Regions from separate parts of the Homo sapiens genome. Here region 2 is linked to region 1. Evidence: chromatin loops called from intact Hi-C (ENCODE). Cell type or tissue: OCI-LY7. All regions are shown on one strand. Each heading gives the region's core, and the rest is flanking DNA. Links, peaks and the distances in the headings are about the cores only.

Evidence for each region. A loop is a pair of places that touch in the nucleus more often than their neighbours do. Peaks named below come from ENCODE experiments on the same cell type or tissue, not always from the same donor. Only the 100,000 strongest peaks of a DNase experiment are listed, where the experiment ranks them.
Region 2: a loop joins it to region 1, with 5 times the contacts of the local background. A loop is called at or near these places in 2 of 110 quality-filtered maps.

What each region holds. Positions count from the first base shown.
Region 1 is chr9:81,976,293-81,979,206 of GRCh38, reverse strand. It overlaps LOC105376105 (a long non-coding RNA gene), which reads left to right and starts at 2,118. Exons shown (of 6, transcript NR_188611.1): 1 at 2,118-2,599. LOC105376107 (a long non-coding RNA gene) reads right to left here and starts at 1,962. Exons shown (of 5, transcript XR_002956914.2): 1 at 1,339-1,962. In OCI-LY7, for the core only: no CTCF peak of the experiment used is centred there; no DNase peak of the experiment used is centred there.
Region 2 is chr9:81,891,386-81,894,299 of GRCh38, reverse strand. All of the region lies in intron 5 of LOC105376105 (a long non-coding RNA gene), which reads left to right. Among named protein-coding and RNA genes, the nearest start is that of SPATA31D4, 36 kb to the left of the region's middle. In OCI-LY7, for the core only: no CTCF peak of the experiment used is centred there; no DNase peak of the experiment used is centred there.

The DNA of each region.
Region 1 (2,914 bases), core at 207-2,706:
CAAAAACACGCATGCACTCATATGTTCGTTGCAGCACTATTCACAATAGCAAACACATGGAATCAACCGAGGTGTCTATCAATGGTGAAGTGGATAAAGACATTGTGGTACATGTACAGCGTGGAATACTATGCATCCATAAAAAAACGAGGAAATCATGTCCTCTGCAGCAGCATGGGTGCAGCTGGAAGCCATTACACTTTGCAAATTAAAGCAGGAACAGAAAGTCAAATACCGCATGTTCTCACTTATAGTGGGAATTAAACACTGGGTACTCATGGACATAAAGATGGCAACAATAGACACTAGGGACTACTAGAGGGGGGCAGGAAGGGGAAAGCGTTGAAAAAGTAACAATTGAGTATTATGCTCAGTACCTGGGTGACAGGATCATTTGTATCCAACACCTCAGCATCATGCAATATACCCAGGTAATGAACCTGCATATGTACCCCCTGAATCTAAAATAAAAGTTGAAATTATATTTTAAAAAACTAGAAACTACTCAAACATCGATACAAAGTAAAATTAATATTCTACCATTTAATATATTATAAAAAGATTATGAAAGTTTATAATCACATAAAATGTACATGATGTGTTTTTCTTTTTAAGTACTTATTTAAGCAATGTAAAAAAATTTTTCATAGCAAAATCTGGAAATAAACATCAAAATGCTAAGAATAATTGTTTTAAGGATGGAAATCTACAGGGTTCTGCCTTCTACTTTTCCGTATCTTTCAAATTTGCTATACAGATGCTCCTTGACTTACAAGGGGGTCGCATCTGATTAAACCCATCATGAGTTGAAAATACCATAAGTAGAACCATCAAGTCAGGGACTGTCCGTATACTACTTTCCTTTCTTTTTTTTTTTTTTTTTTTTTTTTGAGAGGGAGTCTTGCTCTGTCACCCAGGCTGGAGTGCAGTGGCTTGATTTTGGCTCACTGCAAGCTCCGCCTCCCTGGTTCACACCATTCTCCTGCCTCAACCTCCCAAGTAGCTGGGACTACAGGCGCCTGCCACCATGCCCGGCTAATTTTTTTTGCATTTTTAGTAGAGACGGGGTTTCACCATGTTAGCCAGGATGGGCTCGATCTCCTGACCTCGTGATCTGCCCGTCTCGGCCTCCCAAAGTGCTGGGATTACAAAGGCATGAGCCACCGCGCCCGGCCTGTACTACTTTCTAAAAAGGGAAACAGTCACAAAAAGGACGCCCTCTCACCTGTTATGAGGGCAAACATAGTGATATTCCTGTCTTACAAGGAACACGGACACGTAGTAGGCTCTCAATAAATGCATGAATATATCAATATTTGTGTAATTAAAGACAGTTACCTGAGATTTTCTGTCCTGCAAAAGCCTGCAGTCCTCTCTGCTGGAGAGCCTCCTGTCTTGCTGTTCTGTATCTTGAAAGGCGTGACAAATGGCTGTGCTTCCACTCTCAGGAGTACACCTAATCTCTGTCCACTGGCACTGCGCCTTGGTAGACCTTTACCTGGGGTTCCCAGCCACGGTTCCTACCAGACACACTTCTGGCTCCCTCAGAGAAGGGGAAAAAGCACTTGTTGACGCCTCTGAAAAACAGCGTGTAGAGACAGCATCCTTCTTCCGGTTACTGATCCTACAGAGAGGGATGATGATCTCTTAATTTTGTGTGTGGACCAGCATTTTGACATCTTACACTGTCCTCCTGTCCAGCGCAGGCATTTATTTCCAAGGCACTGGCCTCTCTGGTGTCTGAAAAATCCCATGTTGTAACTGCATCAGGGCCCTTAGCCCATTCCTTAACTTCGGCCCTTAACTGAACAAAGTTCTTTACTTGTTCATTGCAGTACTCAGGGCCAACCCTACTAGCAGATATCAGTATCTCCTCAAAAATTACGTGAAATATGAGATTCAAAGCCAGGCAGCCAATGCAAAGCGAAGCCTTAATAGCGGTCAACATTGTTACTCTAATTATTATACCATCATCTCCCTCGAGTTCCATCGAGTATCCTTGGCAGGTGCAGCCCCGCGCCCAGGGCTCTGAGCGGTTTCCGAGGCCTCACGCGCTGGCGGGGCTGTTGAGATCGGTTGGGGGCTCCCAGGCCGCGAGGCGCGCTGCCAGTTGGGATGAAAATGGCGGATGAGGCCGGGCGCGGTGGCTCACGCCTGTGGTCCCAGCACTTTGGGAGGCCGAGGCGGGCGGATCACAAGGTCAGGAAATCGAGACCATCCTGGCGAACACTGTGAAACCCCGTCTCTTCTAAAAATACAAAAAAAAATTAGCCAGGCGTGGTGGCGGGCGCTTGTAGTCCCAGCTACTCAGGATGCTGAGGCAGGAGAATGGCGTGAACCCGGGAGGCGCAGCTTGCAGCGAGCCAAGATGGCGCCGCTGCACTCCAGCCTGGGCAGCAGAGCGAGACTCCATCTCAAAAAAAAAAAAAAAAAAAAAGAAAAGAAAAGAAACTGGCGGACAAAGGAAGAGATCCTCCTTCAGGCAGGGTAGGGAAGAAGGGCACTCGGTGACCAGAGACCTTTTCCAGGACCATGTCTTTGAAGCAAATCTCAGCTCTTGTCTTCCGGAAGCGATGGAGACAGAATCCAGAAGCCTGAGGTGAGATTTGTGGCCAACGCTGCCGCCTTTAGGAAGCCCAGCAGCGCTTCCTCGCAGGCCGGGTCTCTGGATGAAGCCTTGCCCCTGGCCGTGGCTCCACCCCCAGGCAAGGTTGGGCCCCAAAGGACGCTATACAAATTTGCTGTACAGATGCTGTAGTATGCCTCCTGTCTGAAATCTTTCCTATTGCTCTTTCATTCCTCCAGAAGTTTCTGAGCTATCTAATTACCAAGTGCAGGGCACAGAGCCGTGATGAGGGAGACATGATCTCAGTCTGGAAGACAGACTATTAAGCCAAATATTCCAAAACACTGT
Region 2 (2,914 bases), core at 253-2,752, 85 kb after region 1:
AAGTCCCTTTCTGTGCTGTTGAAAAATTCTGTGCTGTTCAGAATTGGAGGTGGTGATACCGTAATCATGCGAATAGCAACCCTTCATTTAGCCCACACACTTTTCCTGTGACCAGCTGGGTCACCACTTGACTATCCACAACTACAGATATAAATGGAAACTGGGTATTGCAAGCCTGAACCATTTCTAATGGAAAGCTGCTGCCCTCCCTGGGAATCCAGCTGGGTGACTGCCTCCAACCTCAGAACTCACTGAAAAGCAATGCAGTAAAATCTCGTGTTGTTTATACAATTTCCTTCATGGTTTTAGCTAAGTAATTTCACAGCTGTGTTCCTCAGTTTCCTAACCTGTGATTCATCACAAATGCAATCTTTTTAACTTGTTTTATATAATACTATAAAAATAAGGGTTTTTTGTTTTGTTTTTGTTGTTGTTGTTTTGTTTTTTTTGAGATGGAGTGTCACTCTGTCGCCCAGGCTGAAGTGCAGTAGCAAGATCTCGGCTCAACCACTGCCTCCTGGGTTCAAGCATTTCTCTGTCTCGGCCTCCCAAGTAGCTGAGATTACAAGCGCTCACCACCACGCCCGGCTAAGCTTTGTATTTTTAGTGGAGACAGGGTTTCACCATCTTGGCCAGGCTGGTCTTGAACTCCTGACCTCATGATCCGCCAGCCTCGGCCTCCCAAAGTACTGGGATTACAGGCGTGAGCAACCGTGCCTGGCCTAAAAGTTGTTTTTAAGAGCTTGCTTGACCAAAATTACTTTGCTGGTATTAAACTACATTTAAACAGAAGTCTCTTTTTCCAGCAGGCAAGTATGTATAATATATTGAGGGGTTTTTTCTCTCTCTCTCTTTTTTTTTTTTTTTTTTTGAGATGGAGTCTCGTTCTGTTGCCAGGCTGGAGTGCAGTGGCACAATCTTGGCCCACTGCAACCTCTGCCTCCTGGGTTCAAGCAATTCTCCCACCTCAGCCTCCTGAGTAGCTGGGACTACAGGCATGCACCACCATGCCCAGCTAATTTTTAAATTTTTAGTAGTGATGACGTTTCACCATGTTGGTCAGGATGGTCTCGATCTCTTGACTTCGTGATCCGCCTGCCTCAGCCTCCCAAAGTGCTGGGATTGCAAGCATGAGCCACCGTGCCTGGCCTTTTTTCTCATTTTTAAATCTAACTCAATCAAGCTACATTTACAACAGGCACCCTATTTGAGGCAGTAGCAAATTGCTGGGAGGAGAAAACTTTGTTCAAAGGTAGAACAGCTGAGAGATAAATAACTAAGTCTATATTTTGTCTTTCTTTCCTGATGACATTTGAATGTCAGATAAGGTGCTCTTAATAAAAGAGGACTTGTTTTCCAAAATGTTGTACTACTGATTTGGCAAAGGAGGTTTTGGGGAAGGAAAGCAATGAAAATAGAGAGGGGAAAAAGAGTAGTTCCTGGGTGTTACTGAACTATATACAGATTTCTGAAAACATCAGAAATTGTATTTGGTAGATCATATGGATATATTTAAATGAGGATTCCAGGAAATGCTGGGCACTGCTTTCTAAATGACCATCTCTAAATTTTACTGATATTATGCCCACTCATAAAATGATTCATGGGGTGTTCCAAGGTTTCTTGCCCTTTGATCCACAGAAGAATTTCTCAAAGTGTGTTTACAATGGATGATGATAGGGATTATATAGAGAGAATAAAATAGGAGAGTCATGCCTAGAACTTGAGTACATATGGACACTTGATTTACGACAAAAAATGAAACTACCAGCAATGGAGAAAGAATGGTCATTACAATAAATGGTGCTGGGACAGCTAGATATACACAAGGTGGAAACTTGTGTTGAATAAAATATTGTTGGATACAAAATAATTCACACTGTGTATTTGGCATCTCATAGTACAGAGCAGTGCTTTTCAAAGTGTGGTTCATGGACCACTTGATCCAACTTACCGGGGTTATAGTTAAAGATGTACATTCTTGAGCCTTAGACTCATTGATTCTCTAGAAGTGAAACCTAACAATCTGCATTTTTGTTAAACTCCCTTAGATGATTTCCTTTTTTTTTTTTTTTGAGACAGAGTCTCGTTCTGTCACCCACGCTGGAGTGCAGTGGCACGATCTTGGCTCCCGGGTTCACGCCTTTCTTCTGCCTCAGCCTCCTGAGTAGCTGGGACTACAGGCGTCTGCCACCATGCCCGGCTAATTTTTTGTATTTTTAGTAGAGATGGGATTTCACCGTGTTAGCCAGGATGGTCTCGATCTCCTGACCTCATGATCCACCCGCCTTGGCCTCCCAAAGTGCTGAGATTACAGGCATGAGCCACCGCGCCTGGCCTAAACTCCCTTAGATGATTTTCAGTACACTAAAGCTTCAGCTTCATCAGCACAGTGTTTGTTTTGTTTTGTTTTGTTTTTTGAGACAGCGTCTCACTCTGTTTCCCAGACTGGAGTGCAGTGGCTCGATCTCGCCTCACTGTAACCTCTTCCTCCTTGGTTCAAGCGATTCTCCTGCCTCAGCCTCCTGAGTAGCTGGGATTACAGGCACGCACCACCACATCCAGCTCATTTTTGTATTTTTAGTAGAGACAGGGCTTCATCATGTTGCCCAGGCTGGTCTCGAACTCTTGGCCTCAAGTGATCCACCTGCCTCGGTCTCCCAAAGTGCTGGGATTACAGGCATGAGCCACCACACCCAACTGGCACAGTGTTTTTCATTTAGGAAAACAACCATCTGAATCCCACCTTTGCCACATATAGGCATATTTATTAATCCATCTGTATTTCAGTTTTTTCACCAATAAAGCAATGATAATTTACAAACTCATAGGCAAGTTATGATGATTAAGTGACATGCTACATAGACTGTGCTTAGCATAGTCCTGGTTTATAATAAGTACTCAGTAAATGTTA